Linked DNA regions of Homo sapiens: region 1 is linked to region 2. The links are chromatin loops, found by intact Hi-C in ENCODE. Cell type or tissue: heart right ventricle. All regions are shown on one strand. Links, peaks and the distances in the headings refer to the core of each region. The heading gives the core; the rest is flanking DNA.

Evidence for each region. A loop is a pair of places that touch in the nucleus more often than their neighbours do. Peaks named below come from ENCODE experiments on the same cell type or tissue, not always from the same donor. Only the 100,000 strongest peaks of a DNase experiment are listed, where the experiment ranks them.
Region 1: a loop joins it to region 2, with 3.0 times the contacts of the local background. A loop is called at or near these places in 3 of 110 quality-filtered maps.

The regions. Positions count from the first base shown.
Region 1 is chr3:192,572,641-192,583,349 of GRCh38, reverse strand. The region is part of intron 2 of FGF12 (fibroblast growth factor 12); the gene reads left to right. Among named protein-coding and RNA genes, the nearest start is that of FGF12-AS3, 61 kb to the right of the region's middle. In heart right ventricle, for the core only: no CTCF peak of the experiment used is centred there; no DNase peak of the experiment used is centred there; H3K27ac peaks cover 1,803 bases.
Region 2 is chr3:192,647,200-192,657,908 of GRCh38, reverse strand. All of the region lies in intron 2 of FGF12 (fibroblast growth factor 12), which reads left to right. Among named protein-coding and RNA genes, the nearest start is that of FGF12, 75 kb to the left of the region's middle. In heart right ventricle, for the core only: no CTCF peak of the experiment used is centred there; no DNase peak of the experiment used is centred there; H3K27ac peaks cover 7,404 bases.

The sequences.
Region 1 (10,709 bases), core at 1,284-9,283, 75 kb after region 2:
AAGTATAAACTATTTTGTGCAATAATATCATTAAACGATTCGCATCGCTCATCTGATATCCTATGTACCTTCAATGTTTTCCACCCTACACTAGGCCCCATGGAGAATATAAGAGAGCACGAAGCCAGTGATATTCACCGTTGACCTGCAGAGAAAATAAAGGTGTGTGTTATTTGAGGCAGTGTATAATTAGATAGCAAACTGGATATCATTTAGCAATGCATAAAATAAAGATTTGGAAACTGGAGAAATGAATGAGAACTAAGGATCTCTTCATGGAGGAGATGTGATGTGACCTAGCTCTTGAAGAAAGGGGATGGTCTGGAAAGATTGAGGAACAGATAAAATCTCATTTAGGCCAGGCTATATGTGATGAGGGGGAAGGGAAGGAGGAACAAAATGAGCAAATTATAGAGCCAGGAATGAAAAGTGCACAGTGTGCATGTTTGTGTTGAGGCTAGGGATGTGAGGAAGGGAAACAGAGTGGGGTAGGCCTGGGGAGTACCTGCCGAGAGCTCAGGTGTGGTAGGGTCAAATGAAGCTGAGAAGCTAGGCACAGGCATTTGAACTGCCTCATTCATCTTCACCTTGATCCTGGTTCATACCCAGACCTTTATATCTATGTTCATAATGACAGTAAGATAAGGATTTTTTTTTTTCTTTTTTTTACTAGCTGTGGAAGCATTTCCTGCTCCATTTTCTAATCACCAACCACCAGGACTGAAATTCTACTTAGTTTCAAAGCTATTCAAGTCAGTTTAGCTCCTGACCCTTAGGACTGCTCTCACTTCTTACATGGCATTTGAAGTTTTCTTTTCATTTCTCTTTGTGCTGGACCAGATCTCACAGTGCTTAGTAGCTGGAAGGCTTCATCCTTGTCAAACGTCAGCCCATCCTCTTCATAACTTGCTAAACTATGTATTAAGGTAGGAAATAGTAATCCAGTAATAACAATGAGTGAACGTGATAAAGATACAAACTCTAACTTTCAGTTAGAGTTCCCCTCCTTTATAGGCTAACAACTCCCATTTATATTTATAGTATGTGCTTTGGAAGAAGATATGAAATAAAACATAAATTTTTTATGTTAACAGTCTATGGCAGATTAGCTACAATCCTAAAAATAACTTTATAGAGATTCTAAATACACAGCCACAATTATTTTTGAAAGTTTAAAACTATTTTTAAAGCTGCCATAATTTAGTAATTCTGAAATAAAATGCAAAGTGTAATGCAACGGTGAACCAGGTTAACATCTGTACAGCTATATATAGCTGCTTAATATATCAAGAGTTTGGAAAGACTCTACTTTAGTGGGCCTAGAATAATTTTATTTTCCCACAAATCCTGAACAAGTACAAGTGTTGCAGAAATATTGTCAAAGAGTAAAACATTGAGTCTATCAGGACATTTGAGTACCCTGAAGAGAGTAAGGCATTCATTGTTTTAAGCATTTTTATATGTATTTATAATCTTTTAGGTAATTAAAGATAATGATATTTTAGAGATAACTGTGCTCAGCACATTGAGTAATTAAGAATTCACCATGCCATGTAGATTTGGATGCAGGAAAAATTTGAATTACAGTGTATTTAGATAAAAAAGCCATCATGCCATTTGGGTTCTAAAGAATGGAAAAATTTGAAGTCCTCTAAAATATTTTCATTTACATTTTAGAAATCTTCAAAGTCCACAAAGAGTGATGGGAGTTGAATATTTCAATGGAAGGAAAGAGAACACTTGACCTCAATTATAGAGAGCATGACAAAGTCAAGAAATTTTAGAATCTCTAATTGTCCAGAGTTAATATTTTTGACATTTTTGCATGTATTCTTCCTGTATATATATATATATATATATATACACACACACACATATATATACATATATATATACACACACATATATATACATATATATATACACACACATATATATATATTTTAGAGAGGTGAGGTCTCATCATGTTGCTTAGGCTACAGTCTCAAACTCCTGGGCTCAAGACATCCTCCTGCCTCAGCCTCCCAAAGTTCTGGGATTACAGGCATAAGCCACTATGCCCGGCTGTATTAAGATGTGTTGAAATATATTTTAACATGCTTTGAGTCTTATAATTCTCTACATACTTTATTTATTTAGTAATAAATTGTGTTTATTGGCCCACATCATTGAAAGTCTTCTATATAATGTTTAATGATAACAATTATCTATGAAACAATGATTTCATAATTAACCATTCCCTTCTCACTGAGTATATTATGTCCAATTTTTCTCTATTATAAAAATAGAACATTTTAATAGACATTTTATGCATATCTGATTATTTCCTTCATCTCAAATTGCTGTTCAAAATGCATGGACATTTTAAGACTTTTCATATGTATTTCAAATAAATCTACTTCAAATTAAATCCTCACAACATGTATTAGTGTCATTAAAATTCTTTATTGAGGCCGGAAGTGGTGGCTCATGCCTGTAATCCAAGCACTTTGGGAGGCCGAGGCAGGCAGATTGCCTGAGATCAGGAGTTTGAAACCAGCCTGGCCAACATGGTGAAACCCTGTCTCTACTAAAATTATCTGGGCACAGTGGTGCATGCCTGTAATCCCAGCTACTCAGGAGGCTAAGGCAGGAGAATCGCTTGAACCTGGGAGGCGGAGGTTACAGAGAGCTGAGATCGGGCCACTGCACTCCAGCCTGGGTAACAGAATGAGACTCCGTCTCAAAAACAAAACAAAACAAAACAACAACAACAAAAAAATCTCTTTATTGAGAAGGATTTTTTGAAAAGCCCCACATGTGGGACATAGACCAATTTTCCTCTCAGACATAAACTATGTGGAGCTATACCTTAGGATCCCGGTATCTACATATTATGACACATTTCCTTAGCAAGCTGCTCCACAGTTCAGCGGTCACTAGATGTTTCCTAAAAAAATTATTGAGTTGGATTTCAGGGAGAGCTTGAAGCAGTTTTCATCTCTAATCATTTTTTATAAGGGATTTCATAACATTTGCAAAAAAAAAAAATAGAAATGTTGACTCCATGATAAATTCCAGTAGCTTCTTCTAATACCGCACATTGGCTGTCACCTTTATGGCCAGTGAGATAGCACACAGGAACTTGAATCACTGCATAAGATCTTGCATAAAGTGCCTCAGAAAAATAAGTAAGTATATAAGCAAATAAAGAGTAAGCTACAACGTTGTATGTCTTGGATTTCTAAAAAAAGAAAAAGGAAAGAGCAAGCACTGAATTAAAAGTCAAGAGGACCCTAGTCTGCCTCCCTCCCAGATTGTAAGTTATTTGAGGTCAGGGAGCATGGCATCTGTCATCACCATTTCTCTCTACTGCCTATGAGAATGCCCAGGAAACGGCCCTCAGTAAAAGCACGTTACCTCAATGAATGAGTGAATAGATAAAAGAAATAATGAATGAAGGAATACTGAGCTTGAGGCTCTTAGAAGAATAACATGTGGGGCCAGGTGCAGTGGCTCACACCTGTAATCTGAGCATTTGGGGAGGCCGAGATGATCGGACCACCTGAGGTCAGGAGTTCAACACCAGCCTGGGCAACATGGAGAAAACTGTCTCTATTGAAAAATACAAAAACTAGCTGGGTGTGGTGGCACACACCTGTAGTCCCAGCTACTCGGGAGGCTGAGGCAGGAAAATCACTTGAATCCCAGAGGCATTGAACCCCGGAGGCAGTGGTTGCAGTGAGCCAAGATCATGCCACTGCACTCGAACCTGGGTGACAGAGAGAGACTTCGTCTCAATAATAATGATAATAATAACATGTGGTTTACAGCAACATGGAAACAGTGCTTGTGTGTCCTGAGCTTACCTACCCTCCAGGGGATATTTTCATGGAGATACAGGAAGTGCCTACCCCAACAAATACCTCCACTCCTTGTTCAGGAATATATATGCGCAATTCAGTTTTTACTCTCTTAAATGTATCTTGAGAATGAGTTGTCTGCACAATTTCATCTTTTCTTTGTGTGTGTGTATGTATGTGTGTGTGTGTTTTAAGAATTGCTTTTCATAGTGCTGTAATCAAGTCTTGTACCTTGAGAACAGATAGAGATCTTAATTTTCTTTATTGGAAACAGGCTTATTACCAGGGTGCAAGGTAACCTTTTCCCAAATAGGAAAATGTTTCCTCAAAATGAAGACACATCATAGATGGAAATAACATTGAAACCCTGTATTTTAAAGACCATTGTCTATTTCAGAAAAACCTTAATGATGAACATTAGGTACTTGAAAAAGAACTAGTGAAAATCATTAAAAGAAAAGAGAAAAAGAAATTATAAACTTAAAGGAGTGTTGGAATGAAGATTTGGTGATAGACATTTTACAAACCAAGGCAGCGTGGGAGGTCTTCAATTGGTATTTTTAAATGTGAGCAGATGGGCTGAGCATTCTTATAGAAAGTGGATGTGTGTGTCTATGTGGTGAAAATGTAGTTCATGAAGGCTGTTCCTTTGCAGGTGGGAATAATATGAGCTACTCGCTTTGCAATAACAGGAGAACTAAAATCAAATCCGCAAATCATTTTACATATGGTGACCCAGTTCTTATTTTCTCATTAACTGTCCAGGGAGTTGTTTTTTTCTTTTCATTTGATAATTTGAGTGAAAAAGGTAATATTATCAAAAGAAATTTGAATGTCCAGCAAGTAAAGATCAGACACATCATAGCAGAAGAATATCTATTACTTGGCTCTAAAAGTACTGGGTGTCTCTGAGGTTAGGTGGGACAAAAATTAAAGACACACTTCCTACTTACAAATCTAATCTGAGAGGCAAAACTGCCATGAAATTAAGGAATAAGAGCAGTTAATAAATAAGTTTTGAATATATGCATTGTTGTTATTGTTGTTGTTTTATCTTAAAAGACAGTAAAGGGTTAAGAATGCAGACTCTGGAGCCACAAGACTTGGGTTTAAATCCTGGCTTTACTAAATATTTCCTAGCTGCGTGACCTTGGGCAAATCACTCAATCTTCCTTTACTCCAGTAAAAAGAAAGGAACAAGGAGAATAATAGTACCTATCGACAGGGAAGTTTAGGAAGACTAAATTAGTTAATATATGTAAAGTGCTTAGAGCAGTGTCTGGCACATTGTGATTGCTACATAAACAAAGTGTTTTTATTTACTATTACTTACTTGGTATTAATTTGATATTACACAGGTAACTAGAGTTTGAAATTATCTTTCAGACAAATGTACCAAAAATATTTTTTGTTGCCATAGAGAACACGATTATCTTTCATGAAGTGAATGTACAATGTTGCTATTTTAGATACCCTGCCCCCCGCCAACCATAACCCCTTTCACTAGACCTTGCTATCTCCCTGCACCTTTCTTTGGAGCCAAATATTTACCCATAGTTACTGCTTGTCATAAAAAGAGCATTTTCTTTTGTTTTGTTTGAATTGAAGCATCCTTTTAGGGCTTTATCTAACACTTCACATTAGTATTTTAAGACTTCTTGGATAAATACATGTTTATTCAACCTATAAACTACAACTCAATTCAGGCACCTGCTATTTGCCAATACTATGCATATCATTGTGAGATTAGAAAGATGAGTAAAACAGTTATTATTCAGGAGAGTAAAGTACAGTGGTATTCAGATATTCAAATATATAATGACAAATTATTTTATGAACCTCAATCATATCACTTTAGTCTTAAGGGATCTCTATTTAAGATTCCTAAATTTTAGTGAATTCCTCTATGCCATATGGCAGAGTTTCCTCTTCCTTTGTTCTCTGTCCCAGCTTTTTTCTAAGTCTGTTCTGGTTTCATCTCTCCAACACTGCCAAAATGCACATAGCATTCCAGGTAAAGTTGGCAGGATCATGTTTCCACTTTGTTACATATACCCTTTGTGAGTGTTTTGCTGCTGGAACCGAGTACATACAAAGGGCCAAATATTTAGAAGATAAGCACAATGACTCTCAGAACCATTTGTTCATTTAAAAAAAGATTCTATTTCTTGCACTAAGGACAATATGCTCACAGTTCAAAAGTAGAAAAGTATAGAAAAGAATAAACAAACACAAAATCGTTTATTGTCTCACCACCAGAAAGAGCATGGCTACCATTAGTATTATTTATTTATTTATTTTTTATTACACTTTAAGTTCTGGGATACATGTGCAGAATGTGCAGGTTTGTTACATAGGTATACACGTGCCATTGTGGTTTGCTGCACCCATTAACCCATCATCTACATTAGGTATTTCTCCTAATGCTATCCCTCCCCTAGTCCCCCACCCGCCGACAGGCCCTGGTGTGTGATGTTCCCTCCCTGTGTCCCGGTGTTCTCATTGTTCAATTCCCACTTATGAGTGAGACATACAGTGTTTGGTACTCTGTTCTTGTGTTAGTTTGCCAAGAATGATGGTTACCAGCTTCATCCCCTGTCCCTGCAAAGAACATGAACTCGTCCTTTTTTATGGCTGCATAGTATTCCATGGTGTCTATGTGTCACATTTTCTTTGTCCAGTCTATCACTGATGGGCATTTGGGTTGGTTCCAAGTCTTTGCTATTGTGAATAGTGCCGCAATAAACATGATGATTTATTTTTCTGCCCTCCCCTGCCACCTAGCAGATTTGGGACTAAACTGTTGTTCTTTCTCTGCCTTTCAAACTTAATATTAAAATATGAGCATTTTTTTTCCATACCATCAAGTATTCTTAAATAATGTATCTGATGGATTTAATTATCATTTATTTAATCATTCTCTTAGTATAAGGAGAGGCCATAGCATGCAGGTAAGACATTGACCTGATTTCCCCTCAGTACCTTTCTAAGACATTACTCTTTACTTTAAGTCACACAATACTTCCTTTTCTTACCTCCTTTTCCAATCAAACTTTCTTCTTAAACATTTCAGTGTTATGGAAAATGTGCAAGATTTAGAGTCAGTTGTTCTAAAACTAGCTTGCGTGGTATTTGGCAAGTTACTTTATCTGACTTACCTTCAGCTCTCTCATCTGTGTGATTGGGTAACATTCCCTGCCTTTGTTACAACATGGTTGCTGTGCGGATGAAATCATATGGTGAATATGAAATTGTTTTACATATTATAAAGTGAGAGATGGTTCTTTCCCTGTGCTGTACTTTTCTAACCCAAAGGCAACATTCATTATTTTTCTTCGTTTGTAAGCAGAAAAAAAAGGGCTGCATAAATGTGCTGGAAAAGACATCATTCAATTGCCTGACCTCCCAAAGGATTTGTTAATGTTTAACCCCAACTCACCCTTTCCCCTCAGTGACCTGATTTATCTGATGATTTAAAACAAAGGTTATTTGGATGGTGAAATTACAATTCTAAAATTTTCATTGCAAGTAAAAAATCTATTGGTGAAAGAAAACCTTAGTTATTTTTTTCAAGTACCTTTTTCATATTTATCATAGAATATAACCTTATAGTAGTAACAATATCAACATAATAATTACAATGTATTAACTATTCATAAAGTGGCAGCTAGGTGCTACATATATCAGTTTAAAGCTTCTCAACACCCTACAGATTATTTGTTGGGGTGAAAAGTTTATCAATAGGCCAGAGTCATTTAGAGAAGAGATCCAGAATAGATCTTTAAAAAAAAATCAGTCTGAATTAGAAAGAAACTAGGCTTAAGAGGGACCAAAACCTAAATGCAAAAAAAAAGCATTAGCAAACCCTACTGGCTAAGTGGTACCAAAAGAAGGAAAAGGAAAAACAAAGAAAGGACTTCAATATGGAAGCCCTAGTGGGAGGCAGAGAACAGGAGACTTTCCTCCTCCTCCTCCTCTTCCTCCTCTTTCTTCTCCTCCTCCTCCTCTTCCTCCTCCATGTTGCTGTGTTAGCCCTTCTTCCACTGCACTGTGGCTATTAGCGAAGTTAATGTCCTTTATTCCAAACTGAAGTACATTAGGACAGGGCCAATGCCAATGCTTTGATCACCATTTTTACTTGATTTTTTATAGCTCTATTGAGGTTTAATTGACAGATTACAACAAACTGTGCACAATTAAAATGTACAATTTGACAAATTTTGACATGAAACTATTACCATGATAAAATTAATGAATATAACAATTGCATCCCCAGAGTTTCATTGTACGTGTTTGAACTCTTTCTCTCTTTGCCTCCTCTCCATCCTTAGGCAATCACTACTTGTTTTCCATCATAATTGATTAGTTTGTCTCTTCTAGGCTTACTTCACTCCATGTAATTATTTGAGATTTTAAAGCATGTTATATATAATAATAGTTCACCTCTTGTTATTGCTTAGTTGTATTCCATTGTATGGATATACCATAGTCTGTTTATCCATTTATCTGTTCATGGATGTGTACATTATCCATTATTGCATAAAAGATTATCCCAAAACTCAGTGGCTTAAAATAACTATTCATTATCTCACAGTTTCTGTGGGCCAGACATTTGGGAGCGGCTTAGCTGGGTGGCTCTGGTTCAGGGTCTCTCATGAGATTGCTGTTAAGCAGGTGACCACTTCTGCATGTGCAGTTACCTGAAAGTTTGACTGGGCTGGAGGAGTCACTTCCAAAGATGCATTTTTATCTACTGTCTCAATTATTGTACCTAGTACACAGTAGTATTCAACAAATATGTGTTGCTAGAGTAGGTTAAGCTTTGATTATGGAGGTTCTTAAATTTTAGGCTAAGCATTTGAACATTTGCCCTCATCCCCCCTAAGCAATGGAGAATCATTGCAGGGGTTTGAATGGGGAATGCTATGATAACCTATGTTTTGGAAGTCTGGTTTCATTGACAGGAGGTGGCCCATTTTTGAGTAGGACGACATGAACTATCCAATTGTGCAGTGCTACTTAGAGATTCAGAGGTTTATTTTCTTGATTTGATCTTTAAGCAAAAGTTTATATGGTAAAGGGTCAGAAGCATAGCCCCTCCTGCAGAGCAGACATAGTGGATTTTCATGAAGCTCCAACTACACTTTTTAAAAATTCTTGCATCTTAAAGACATGCTAAGAATTGAGGCTTCATTATATAGCAGGCTTTACAGATCTGCTAATAATTGCTGTATGGTACAGATAGGACATTTTTCTCCTCTGAGGCTTTGTTTCTCCATATCCAAAATAAACAATATTGACTAGCTAACTTCTGCACTCCTTTTAAGTTTTAGGATATGTACTATGAGAAGTAGATTATTAATTGCAGAAAAGTCAGTAAAATACAAGAGTCCTGTATGTGATCCCTTCCCAAAGCAGCATCTAGCTTTATAGCTCAACGATAATGTTTAATCTGGACAGGAAAGACACTATACTTCACTCCCATGATCCTCTGTTAGGGAATGGCTGGGCAGAGGCCCTTGCTTCAAGGGCACCTTAGGGTAAAAGAGGCTGGGAAAGGAGAAAACTGGGTTAAACCTATTATTGAACTTTTGTTCCTAACTTAAATGAAGACTAAATGACACTTGCTGAACATGTAAGAGGAAGGGCATGGATAAGATGGCAATTAAATGTTGCTGACACACCAGCAGTGTTGACATTTTAAAACTCAGACCGCTTTTGAAATGTCTTCTTGCTCTGTTTGTTTCTTATACCCAAATTTGGTTGGGTTTTATTTTTTCTAATAAGTATCGTAAAATAGGTATTATGTTAGTCAGGGGTCTCTGGAGAATTGGAACCAATAGGAGATTTTTATTTATTTATTTATTTATTATAAGAAATTGGCTCATGTGATTATTGAGGCTGGTCCACTGTCTGCAGAGCCAGTGTCCCAGTTTAAGTCCGAAGGCTAGTAGGCTGCTGTAGAACCAGGAAGAGTTGATGCTCCAGTTCAAAGGCCTTCAGGTAGGAATTTCTGTCTTAATCAGGGGAGAGTTAACTTTTTGTTCTACTCAGGCCTTCAACTGATTGGATGAGGCCCACCCACCATTACAGAGGTCAATTTGCTTTACTCACTCTACTGATTTAAATGTTAATCTCATCCAAAAACAACGTTGCAGGAATACTTAGAATAATATTTGAACATATATCTGGACACTCTTTGGCTGGTCAAGTTGACACATAAAATTGACCATCACAGGTATATTGACTATCCTTTTTTTTTTTTAAGCTCCACAAGGCACCAACCATCCCCTTTCCAAGATTATTTTTAAGGCCAGTTCAGAAGTAGGTTCCATAAGCACTGAGAACCCCTATCCTACAGGAAGAGAACAACTTTCCAAAATAACCTTTCCTAGTTCTGACCACTGAATATAGAATGAGACTCTTTAGTATAAAGTTTTGCTCATTACTTCTGTCCTTTGCTTTCCCAAGTATAAAAGAAAATACCTTTTCCGAATGCCATTTCTTCATTCCTAGAGTCATGTCATCACCCTTCTTCCCTCATTTTCTCTCTCCCTTTTTCTAACATTTACTAAATATTTATTTTATATAAAGTAATTCTAACGGTTGGAAAAACTATGAGGATGACCATGAAATGGCTCCTATTTCTCATTGTAGGCTTTTAAAATGTTCTATACATTGCCATTGTGATGACAGTGAGTCCCCTGCATTTTAAATTGTACATAAAAACAGAATTCTTGGTGTAAATTGTGAATGGGTCACTGTGTGCTTTATAGCTCTGATTAAAATAGTTTAGTATGTAATTTCTAAAAATAGTCTAAGGGGTAAACTTTTAGCATTGTTACTGTGTATTTGGCCCCAGTGAGT
Region 2 (10,709 bases), core at 964-8,963:
TATTATCTTGCCACACTTATTACTTCTGAAAATTTTATTAGTGTTTTGATCTTTTGGCAATTTAAAAATGGGAGCTGCATGTTTGAAAACTAAAATTATTGTTTGGAAATGTCTAGGAAATATGGTTTTATTGATAAATTTGGGTTTAAGTGTTAGTGGACATGCATAGCTTGGTAGATACATAAGATCCCATTATACTATAGCCAAATGTAGGATTTTAAAAATTATGATTAAAATGTCTACTACCTGTATTTTAAGACCACATGAGTCCGAATCTCATAGATTTAACAAATTCAGGTAGTTGGAACTCAGTTGTAAACCAAGAAATAAAGCCAAAAGGAATTTGGTGCAGATAAAATTGATACCCAGAAGCTTGTATAGTCTCAGCTCTTCTTCCTTCTCACCTCCCTCCCCTCTCCCCCTACACTATGGGAGGTTCTTTTAGGAGCTTGTTTTACAGTTCTAATAGTTCTCTGTTTTTTTTTTTTAATAGTTCTCTCTAGTTAAAAAGAGGCAGTTCCAACTCTGCCAGAAAGGCAGACAAAGAAAAATGATAAAAATCAGACAGAAAAACTCTAAAAGCATTGGGACTATCTAGTGAAGTGACAGGAAGCCCTGAATATTTCATTTGCTCTAATACAGAACAATGTGGATATTCATCATAACCGCCCTGACATGTTAAGGGAAGATTAAATTATGTTCAATACGTTATATCAAATAAAGTTCAGAAATGTACAGTACATTTCAGGAAGCATTCTGTGCAAGAAAGTTATTGTCTTTATGAATGTAAAGGAAAAAAAAAACCTCAACTCAGCAGAGAACATAGATATCCAGAATAGCAACCATTGTATGATTACATATTAACCTTCCCATTGTTGATATGTACTGGGGACCTCTGTTGTTTATAAGTGCTGTGACCTTGGCCGTGAGACTTTATACTAATACCTATCCCTCAGTAATGTTCTGTAGATTCACCAAGATTTATCTTTGTAAAGTTTTTCACATTGTACTTGCCAATTAGTATATATTTAATAATTGTGGCTATTATGCATTTCAAGCTTCCTGTGAACAAAAAATACATTGGAAGCCAGGTCGCGTCAAGGATTACAGACCACACATTACATTTTCATGAGCCTACACTGCTAGGTGTTTTCTTGTTGGGTACTCTGAAAAATATTACATGAACTAAAAGACTGTCAACATTGGAGAGAGTATGCCATAATCTTGAAGTAGCTGGCATTGTTACTGGATATGTATGGCTTAAGTCTTTGGTTTGGAGGTGGGAGGCTGTCCTGTGCATTGCAGGATGGTTGGTTAACAGCATCCCTGGCCTCTACCCACTGGATGCCAGTAGCACCCCTCCTCCCACCCCAGTTATAACAATCAGAGATATAGGCATTGCTCAATGTCCCTGGGGGCCAGATCACCCCGGCTGAGAACCACTGCACTAGAGAAACAAATGTGTAAATATGGAGCATGAAGTTTTAAATAGTGGTCACAAGTGAATGCTGAGTGTGTTTAAATTCTCATTCCTTTTGTGCTATGAGGCTTTGACTACATGTATCTGCTTTACTATAATTCTCTCTCTGTGTGTGTGTGTGTGTGTGTGTGTGTGTGTGTGTGTGTGTCTTTTCACCTTATAATTTAGGTGTTGTTTAGTGACAGTTAAAGGATACTAAGAAAGGATTGGGATGAAACAGTGTGTTTTATCCAGTATTTTGAGAGTAAGGCTTCCCAGGTGAGCTTCCGTCACTGATTTTTTGGATGGCTGTACATTAATTAACATACATTTATTGAGTGCATACCCTTCTAAAAAGTCCTGTGCTAGGTACTGCAAGGAAAAGAATTTTTTTTTTTTTTTTTTTTTTGCCTGAACCTCCTGGATGAGGGAATTTCTTTTCTGGCATGTAACGTTTCTTTTCTCGGCCCATGTGTCTGGAGTGCTAGTTATTCTTCCCCTCCAGTCCCAAACAGCTTCTTTTCCTATGGCTTCACTGACCTTTCGCTCTAAAATCCTCATGCTTGTGTTCACCTCTTCCCATTCCCCCATCTCTATTGCATCATTATGCGGGTTTGCAAACATCATCATCTTCTTTCTGGCATGACTCAGACTCCTGATAACGTTCATTTCTGGTTGCCTTATTTAGGGAAAATCATCTTCTTCTTCTAGGCCATATTAGCATGGGACACTCGTCCATCTATTACTCAGTAGCTCTTTAATTTCAAAATATAGTCCTAATCAAAATTTTCTAGCTCTTTATTTTACTTATATTTTGGGGGACTCATCAGTTATGATTAAATGGGTCAACTAGTAACAGAAATCTAAGTAATACTTGTAAACTAAATAGAATTAATTTTCCCTTGATGTAGAAGTCAAGAGGCTGGTATGGTGATGTTGTGATTTCATCAGCCTCTCAGTTTTTCTCAATCCTTCTATTCTGCGTTCCTATTCTGTAGCTTCCATCCTCAAGGTCAAGTCATGGTCTAAAGATGTCTGTCTGTCTATTGCAGCTCCAACCATCACATCTGAGTTTTAGAAATAGAGATGTAGAAAAAAAGAAAGGCCTGTCAATGGAATGCTTTCTGCTTCTCTGAAGTCCCTCTTAAAATTGTTTAAATTTTAACACCTATCTACAAGGGTGGCTAGGATATGTAGCTGGGCACATTGTTGCTATCAACAATACAGAGATTGTGTTAATAAGGAGGAAGTGAGAATAGATATTGGCCAGGCAGCAGATGTCTCTGCACACAGAGAATTTTGAGTGGAATTTATGTCATCGATGTTTTATACACCATATACAAAATAGGACTTTAAGAAGATGTTTCATAATCTATACAGCAAAATTTACTATATTAATATTGAGTTATTACTCCTAAAATTTGTTCCTTGTGCTCAAATACAGAATTGGAAGGATTCTTTATCATTGCTCCAAGGAATGAGGGGGAAAACTGTCACATTCCTCTGAAAAGTAAAAAATGTGGTCCATCAATCTAGTTGACTATTTTTTTTTTCACACTGATCTGTCAGAAGTGGCTGATTAGCTGTGGGTTTCTATACATAGCTAGCATTTATCAGAGAAATATCATGAGGACACTCTTTCTGTTGAATATACGAAAACCATAACCAGTTTCTACATGTAAGGGAAGGAGTGGTACACAGGTCTGTCAAACTGTGATGCAGGGTGGTGTGGGGAAAGGAACGGACTACGTTCAAGAAGCCTCTCTTCTGCTTCACGTTGAACATTTCTGACTCTGTCACTTTTCCTCAATCACTGTAAGCCTCTGCTTTTCATCTATAAAATGGGACTAATCCTTAACTCGGCTATCATTTGTTGTGTCCCTTCTTAAAGATACATTGAATGCCCATCTGTGGCAAGATACCAGAGTAGGACAGAGCTATTGTTATGCTTAAATAAAATATCTTGTAGAAAATCATATGTAAATTCAAAGTGCTATTGGGTTGCTGATATGGAGATTATTTATTTTTTTTATCATTTAGATCCAGATCAGATTTTAGCCATTCTTGGCAACAGATAAACTCTATTTCTCAAAAATTTCTAGTAGCAATCAATTATCTCAAAAAAATTCTGCTGTCCTGTGTGACACTGCAACTATGTATTACCCATTAATGCTAATTAGGAAGGACCTGGGAAGCACAGCCAGATAACCTATAGTTTATTCCCAGCCCTCCTACTTGGCCTCCAAACTTCCACAAAACACTAGCTTCCTTTGTGCCTACTTCCAAGCCTAAAATTCTTAAGTAACTTTATTATTTATTTGTTTATACAGTGGCAAAATCCTGAAATCCTTCACATACTTGTTAGGCAACATTAAATATTTGTGAAGTCTGAGTGGCACACTCACCTTAAGAAGCTTCAAATGAGGCCAGGTGCTGTGGCTCATGCCTGTAATCCCAGCATTTTGGGAGGCCAAGGCAGGTAGATCAACTGAGGTCAGGAGTTCTAGACCAGCCAGACCAACATGGTGAAACCCCGTCTCTACTGAAAAATAAACCCATACACAAAAATTAGCCATGCATGGTGGCTTGCACCTGTAATCCCAGCTACTCAGGAGGCTGAGGCAGGAGAATCACTTGAACTGGGGAGGCGGAGGTTGCAGTGAGCTGAGATAGCGCCACTGCACTCCAGCCTGGGCGATAGAGCATGATTCCGTCTCAAAAAAAAAAAAGCCTCAAATGAGGAATATATATTGAAAGAGTTTTATTTATTTATTTTGGTTTAATGAAAATTTGATCTGTTGTATTTTTAATTAGAAATTATTTGCTTCAAGGTTTTTATACAGGACATACAGGAACTAATTTGGATATTTTTAATATTATAGATCTGTACTGCGTTCTCAGAAGGCTACAAAACTCTGTAAGAGAAAAATAATTATTTGGCCTGCATTGTTTAAAAGGAGATCATATCTAGTTGAGGAAAACTGGTGGCGTTGGAGCATGGCTTTGACAGATTTTGATGGGCACAGAAAGCGAGGCTGGCTGAGCATTCCAGGAAGAAACCAAAATGTAGGGACCAGAGAAACTCCTGGGGATGATTTGGGAAAAGTGAGATTTTTTGATTATTCTAAAGAAATGGACTGAATGCCTCAAAAACAAGAGCTATGACTTATTTCTCGTCACCACTCCTAGCCTAGTTACAGTGATGACATAAAGAGAGCTTGGTGATCATTTATCAAACTGAATTACAACCAGTTTTAAGCCAAACCCAAAGACTGCAGAGAAATGGATATGCCCACCGTCTCTTCTGTAACTGTCATGCTTAAATATGACATAGGTGTTCCCTAAAGAGCATTTCACAATTTCTATTAGTGCACCATTCGAAATATGATGTTACAGAAGGCTAACAGTAAGTTCTGTGTCACAACAGAAGTTTATTCCAAGGAGAGTAGGGCCACAGATGGCATCTACTCAAATTAACAATGGGTGCTTAAGTCTCCCTTTCAGTAGCCCTAAAAAGTGATGACTCACCACCTCAGCATAAATTCCTAGTTTATTCCCAAACAGTCCATCTTGCAAGCTTCTCTTACATGAGCATACAAAGTTAGCCTGTAGATTTCAGGAGTGTGTTGGTAATTCTGGGTTAGAACTGACGTTTTTTGGTATAAGGATATTCAAATGGGCGGAAGTCCTTCAAAGCAGTGATTCTCAAATTTGAGTGAACATCACAGTCTCCTGGAGTACTTGCTAAAACACAGACTTCTGGGCCCTACCCTCAGAGTTTATGATTTGGTAAATTTGTGACACTAGCCTGAGAATTTGTATTTCTCACAAGTTACCAGATAATACCAAGGCTGTTGATTTGGGCACCACACTTTGAGAACCGTTCTTAAGGATATTCCGAAGCCAAGAGCAAGTAAACATCCTCTGTGGCAAAGCTTGGAGAATGAAAAACATAGAGAGGATATTTTACTTTGCTGCCTCAGGGCTGGTCTGGCTTTCTCTGAACAAAACGATGCCCACTCAGTCTTTCTCCTGCCATACAGGCCAAAAGAACTACCTTCCTGGGTGAGCTTTGCACTCTCATCCATCCGGGCTGTCATTCCTGCTCTTCTTTCCATGTTGGCACGCCTTCCCTTGCTATGCTCCCTATTGAAATACTCCTCCCTCTTCAAGGCCTAGCTAAATGCCAGAGGCTGTCTCTGATTCTCATGAACATGATGAATTGTTCAATGGGTTCCCATAGTTCCTTGCTTATATCTTTATGTCCCACTTGTAACATGTGCCCATGGCATACAATTCGTTTTATCCACTTTAATCTCTCCTGGAAGTGTAAGATCTAGAAGTCCAGAAGGGCAGGGATCGTGTGAGGTTTGATATTCCCTGGCATCTAGCAGAGTGTCTGGCATAGAGTAGGTGCCTGGCAAATAGTTTTTGAATAAATAAATGAGCCTTCCAATCTCTTCTCTTCTCACTTAGCCACATCCTCTGCATGAATAATATGACTGGAGGGAGGGGTTGCATTGATAACAGAATGAAGCTGAATTGAATCTAGAGACTGACAATTGAAGCTTAGCTCTACATTTATTAGTTGCTGGACCTCACGCAGTACACTGAACCTCTCTGTCCCATCCTCTGTCTAAATCAAAGGGTCCTAACTCTCAGCGGTGTTTCAAAGATTAAACAAGGCATTACACATGAGTGTTTTGGAAAACTGTAAATCCTATATAAATATGAATATGTTAGTTGCTTAATATTTCCATGTATAACAAAAGTATGTACATCTTCTACAATGACCCAAAGTGACAGTGGTTTCAATATATTTTCTATAATGAACTAGAATAAATGCTTTATTTGTCCACCCATTTTAAATGTGTTGCATATAAGAAAAGCATCTTATTTTTGTTTTTAATTTGTTTTATTTTTTATTTTTTGTCTTCAAAGGCGAGGGGAAAAATGAGATTGTTGAATTGAGAAGCAGGCCTCTTATTTGCCATATACCAGTAAATATCACTTAACCTCCCTCGTCATTTATTATAATTTGAAACAATCCATAGCTTGACAGGGTGTGAGACCTGGAAGACTCTAGGGTATATCATCTAGGCCCCTAATTTTACAGAAGAGGAGCTGCAGTTCAGAAAGAAGTCCCCTGTCCAGGTTCATATGACTGGTTTGTACCCAATTCACCCCACCTGAATATCCCACTCTGAAGGCTTCAACAAATGTCGGTTAGTCTGAGAAGGTCAATGTTCTGTTTGCTCATCAGTCCTGGGACTAAGGTTTCTATCAACCCATTGACCCAAGTAATTAGAATGTTTTGTGTGTTTTGGAAATTCACCTGAATTTACACATTTAACTTCCTAGTAGGTGTCTGTGCCTACGAATACAAAGGACATAGATGTACAGATTTCATCTGGAAACTATTTTTTGGTGTCCAGATAATCAATATCTTCTTAGCAACTTGAGACATTAGGACAGAAATATATTTAACTTAAAATCTTGATCACTGTTTAGAATTAAATGTTGGTCAATGAAACCCATTATTTACTTTTTATATTCATGTTATTCATATTTTTCAAGTAAAAAATTCAAGCTATCTTGTCGGATGATAGGACAGAATATGTAAAGTCATAATTTTCCTATTGGACATACATTAATATGTGGCATTATTTTATTATATATTTTAAAAAATATTACTCTTGAAGAGATGCTGTTTCATTCCTTAGGTCAAGAATACTTCAGATTTATTCAGAAACTTTTATGGAACATCTTTGTGTGCCAGGAACTGTGCTAATTGCTAATAATATGAATTTGAAAGGTACACAGGTCTTGTTTGGAAGAAACTTATAGACAGACTAAAAATGTATTTAAGGACAAAGTATGACAGTGAGGTATAATAAATTCAACAATGAGATAAATAATAGGTATAGGGTTGGCACAAGTACAAGGGAGTGGGTTGTTGTTTGGGTGGCTCAGGGAAGCTCATACAGATGGGAACTGTCTTTCAGAATGAGTAGGAGTTTATCAAAAGTGGAAACTAGGAAAAGGATGGCAGTTCCAGTAGTGGAAATAGCAGGTGCAAAGGCATGGAGATGTGAAACAGTATGGCATATTCAAGTGGTTGTAAGTCGGTAGACACCTCTGAAATGCAGAATTTGTGTAGGTTGGTAGTAGAAACTGAGGTTGAAAAAGGAGGTAAGGACAAGTTCCTGGAAGGCCTTTGAAGGCCCATTAAAATGTTTAAAGTATTCTGCAGGCAAAAAGGAGTTTGGAGTATGTGTAATTTTAGAGACATGTGACATGATCAGATGTACTCTTAAAGAGGGTCTTTGGGGCTTCGCCCATGACTCTCTTTGGTTCTTCTTCCTTACAGTCTGCAACAGTGAAAGACTGTTTCCTACATGAAGTCTGTGAGAGAGAGAACAGGTTTGCATGTTGCCAAGTTATCAAAGAAAATACATTTCCTTCAAAACCAACTTATCCCCTGAAGCTGCTAGTAAGAAAAATATGAGCAAAATATACCACAGAATAAACTTAAGCTGCATTTTAAAAAGACTATTATCTTGTATGAAAATAATTCATAAGTTAAAATGTTAAAAGGCCAGGGACCACACCTGTAATACCAGCACTTTGGGAGGAAGGGGTGGGCAGATCACTTGAGGTCAGGGGTTTGAGACCAGTCTGGCTAACATGGCAAAACCCCATCTCCACAAAAAATAAAAAAAAAATTAGCCAGGCATGTGACGGTGCACGCCTATAATTCCGCACTCCTACTTAGGAAGGTGAGGTGGGAGGATCGCTGGAACCGGGAGGCAGAGGTTGCAATGAGCCAAGATGGCACTGTATTCCATCCTGGAAGACAGGGTGAGACTCTATTAAAAAATAATAAATAAATAAAAATAAATAGTTAAAATGATATTTCAGTGTAATTTTAGTAACACAGAAAACTCGATATATTTATTACAACTCAAAGTTATAATAATAAGAATAAAACTACATTGTCAAGGCACCCTATGAATTAAGAATTAAAACGGTCATTAGTTAAGCAGCAGAACGCTTAAGGAGAAGTCAATGAATAATGAGATTTACTGCACTTTGGGAGGGCCTAGCTCTTTCCGCCCATTGAATAGACATTACCATTGGGGTCACTCTACTTACTATAAGTGCTTACTATCGTATGCAGTGGCTGAGGTTTTGGCTGTGGCGATCAATCCTCTACTGTTGGATAAGGGATAGGTGAAATCACTTCACAGGTCACAGTAATGAATTTTTCACTGTCTGGGACACTATCAGTTAAATCATATCATGGCTACTTATAGGCGTATTGATTTGAGAGCTAAGACAACTGCAATTGGATAGGGTGACTCAAAAGCCTTCAACTTTTGACACCCTGCTTGTGCTGATTTTTAACATGATAGAGTGACCCCTTAAGATTGCAACTTCCCTTCCTCCATACTCAATAACATTTACTCTACCCTCCAAAGAGAAGGATGACTTGAAATCATTCCAAGAATGAGTTCCTTGATTTATTTGAGAATCCATATTGGAGATTAATCAGCTCCAAGTTTGGTGAACTCCCTAACTGGCTTCTGGCCCCATACTTCAATTTCAGTTTATATTTAGTTGTTACTCAATGGAAAGCCTTACCTCACAGAAAATTTATTCTGCTTTCTGCAAGCATTGTTTAAAAAGTCTTTTTTCCTTCTATTTTTCTGTTGCTCCCTTCTAATGCCATTTCTCATCCTTCATATTTTGCGTAAATTTTGGAGCACAAAGCATAATCATGAATAAAATAATCTCTATTGAAGCAATGATTATTTGCTTAAGAGATGTTTATCTAGTTGGAGAAGAATGAAAACCAACAAAAGCCAGAAAATTCATGGGTTTTTAAAACAATTTGCTTTTGTTAAAAGGGGAAATATCTACTGATGTGAGAATTTGAAATTCTAAGAGACTAAAAAAAAAAAAAATCTAAATAGTCTTTGTTCCTGTAAGTCCATGGATAGTTGAGAATTGACCATATCGTGGGGGAGACAATCATTTTGTGTATATAGATGTATCTCAGTGCCTTACTTTTCTTTGTGAAATGAACAAAAAACAATGACAAAAATCAACAAAACCAACAAAATCAATTATTTTTTCTAGGATACATTATTATCTGGACCACTAGTCAGTTGTTATAGACCATTTCTGTTATATCTTATGCCATTATTTACTTTCTATCTGACATTTGTGTATATTTTTATCCTACAATAATAAAAATAACAATAATAATAGTAAAAATAATGATAGAATATTGTGTCATGTCAGAATGTATTGGACTTGATGTCAGAAGATTTGAATTGATATAAAACTGAATATGCCACCTCCTAGAAGTGTGAGTCTACATAAAGTGGCCTTACTTTTCCAAGCCTCATTTTGACCCTTTGTGAAATGGGGCTATTCTTTCTGCACTGCTCATTTCATAGAGCAGATATGAGGATCACATTTGATAATAGATGTAAGTGGGGACCTATCAAATACTAAAGTGTTTTTATTCATAAATATTTTTAATCTGCTATTCTTGAGCAGCTTTCCTATTTAGTTTGCTTGGTTATTTATTCATTTATTCACATCTTATTTTCTAAGGAGTTCGTTAATTTGATGGAATCTCCATCATATATTCGTGTGTGTATATATATAGTGTGTGTATATATATATGTGTATATATACATGTATGTATATATGTGTATATATATATGTATATATACACATATATACATATATATGTATATATGTATCTTCATTTCTCTAAACATCCATAATAAATGTGTTAAGCTATGTTCCCCAGGTTGATATGAATTCCAGGTAATTATTCATTCTTTGATTATTGACTATCAAGGGAAAGTTGAAAAATTGATAAGTCCACTTTTTTTAATACTTCCTGAATACTTGCCATTATAAGGATTCAGCATCCTGATAAGTCACTAGGTTTCTTAAACTAGAAATATAATAAAATTTTAAATCTTACCTTGGCAGTCTTCAGAATGTTGGATGAATTTAACCCCTCTCTATCTTCTTAATGAAATGAACTTGTAGGTTAGTGCTGGCAGAATAAATGGAGTGCAAAACACCCCTTCTAGTTCATTGATGAATATTTTATGTGAGATAGAACCCAAAACCTCATTAAAACCCCAATGTGTTATAACTCTGCCTCATTTTTGATCAATCTTATCATTCAGCACGAAGGAGGAGACTTCCTAACTGTACTTTT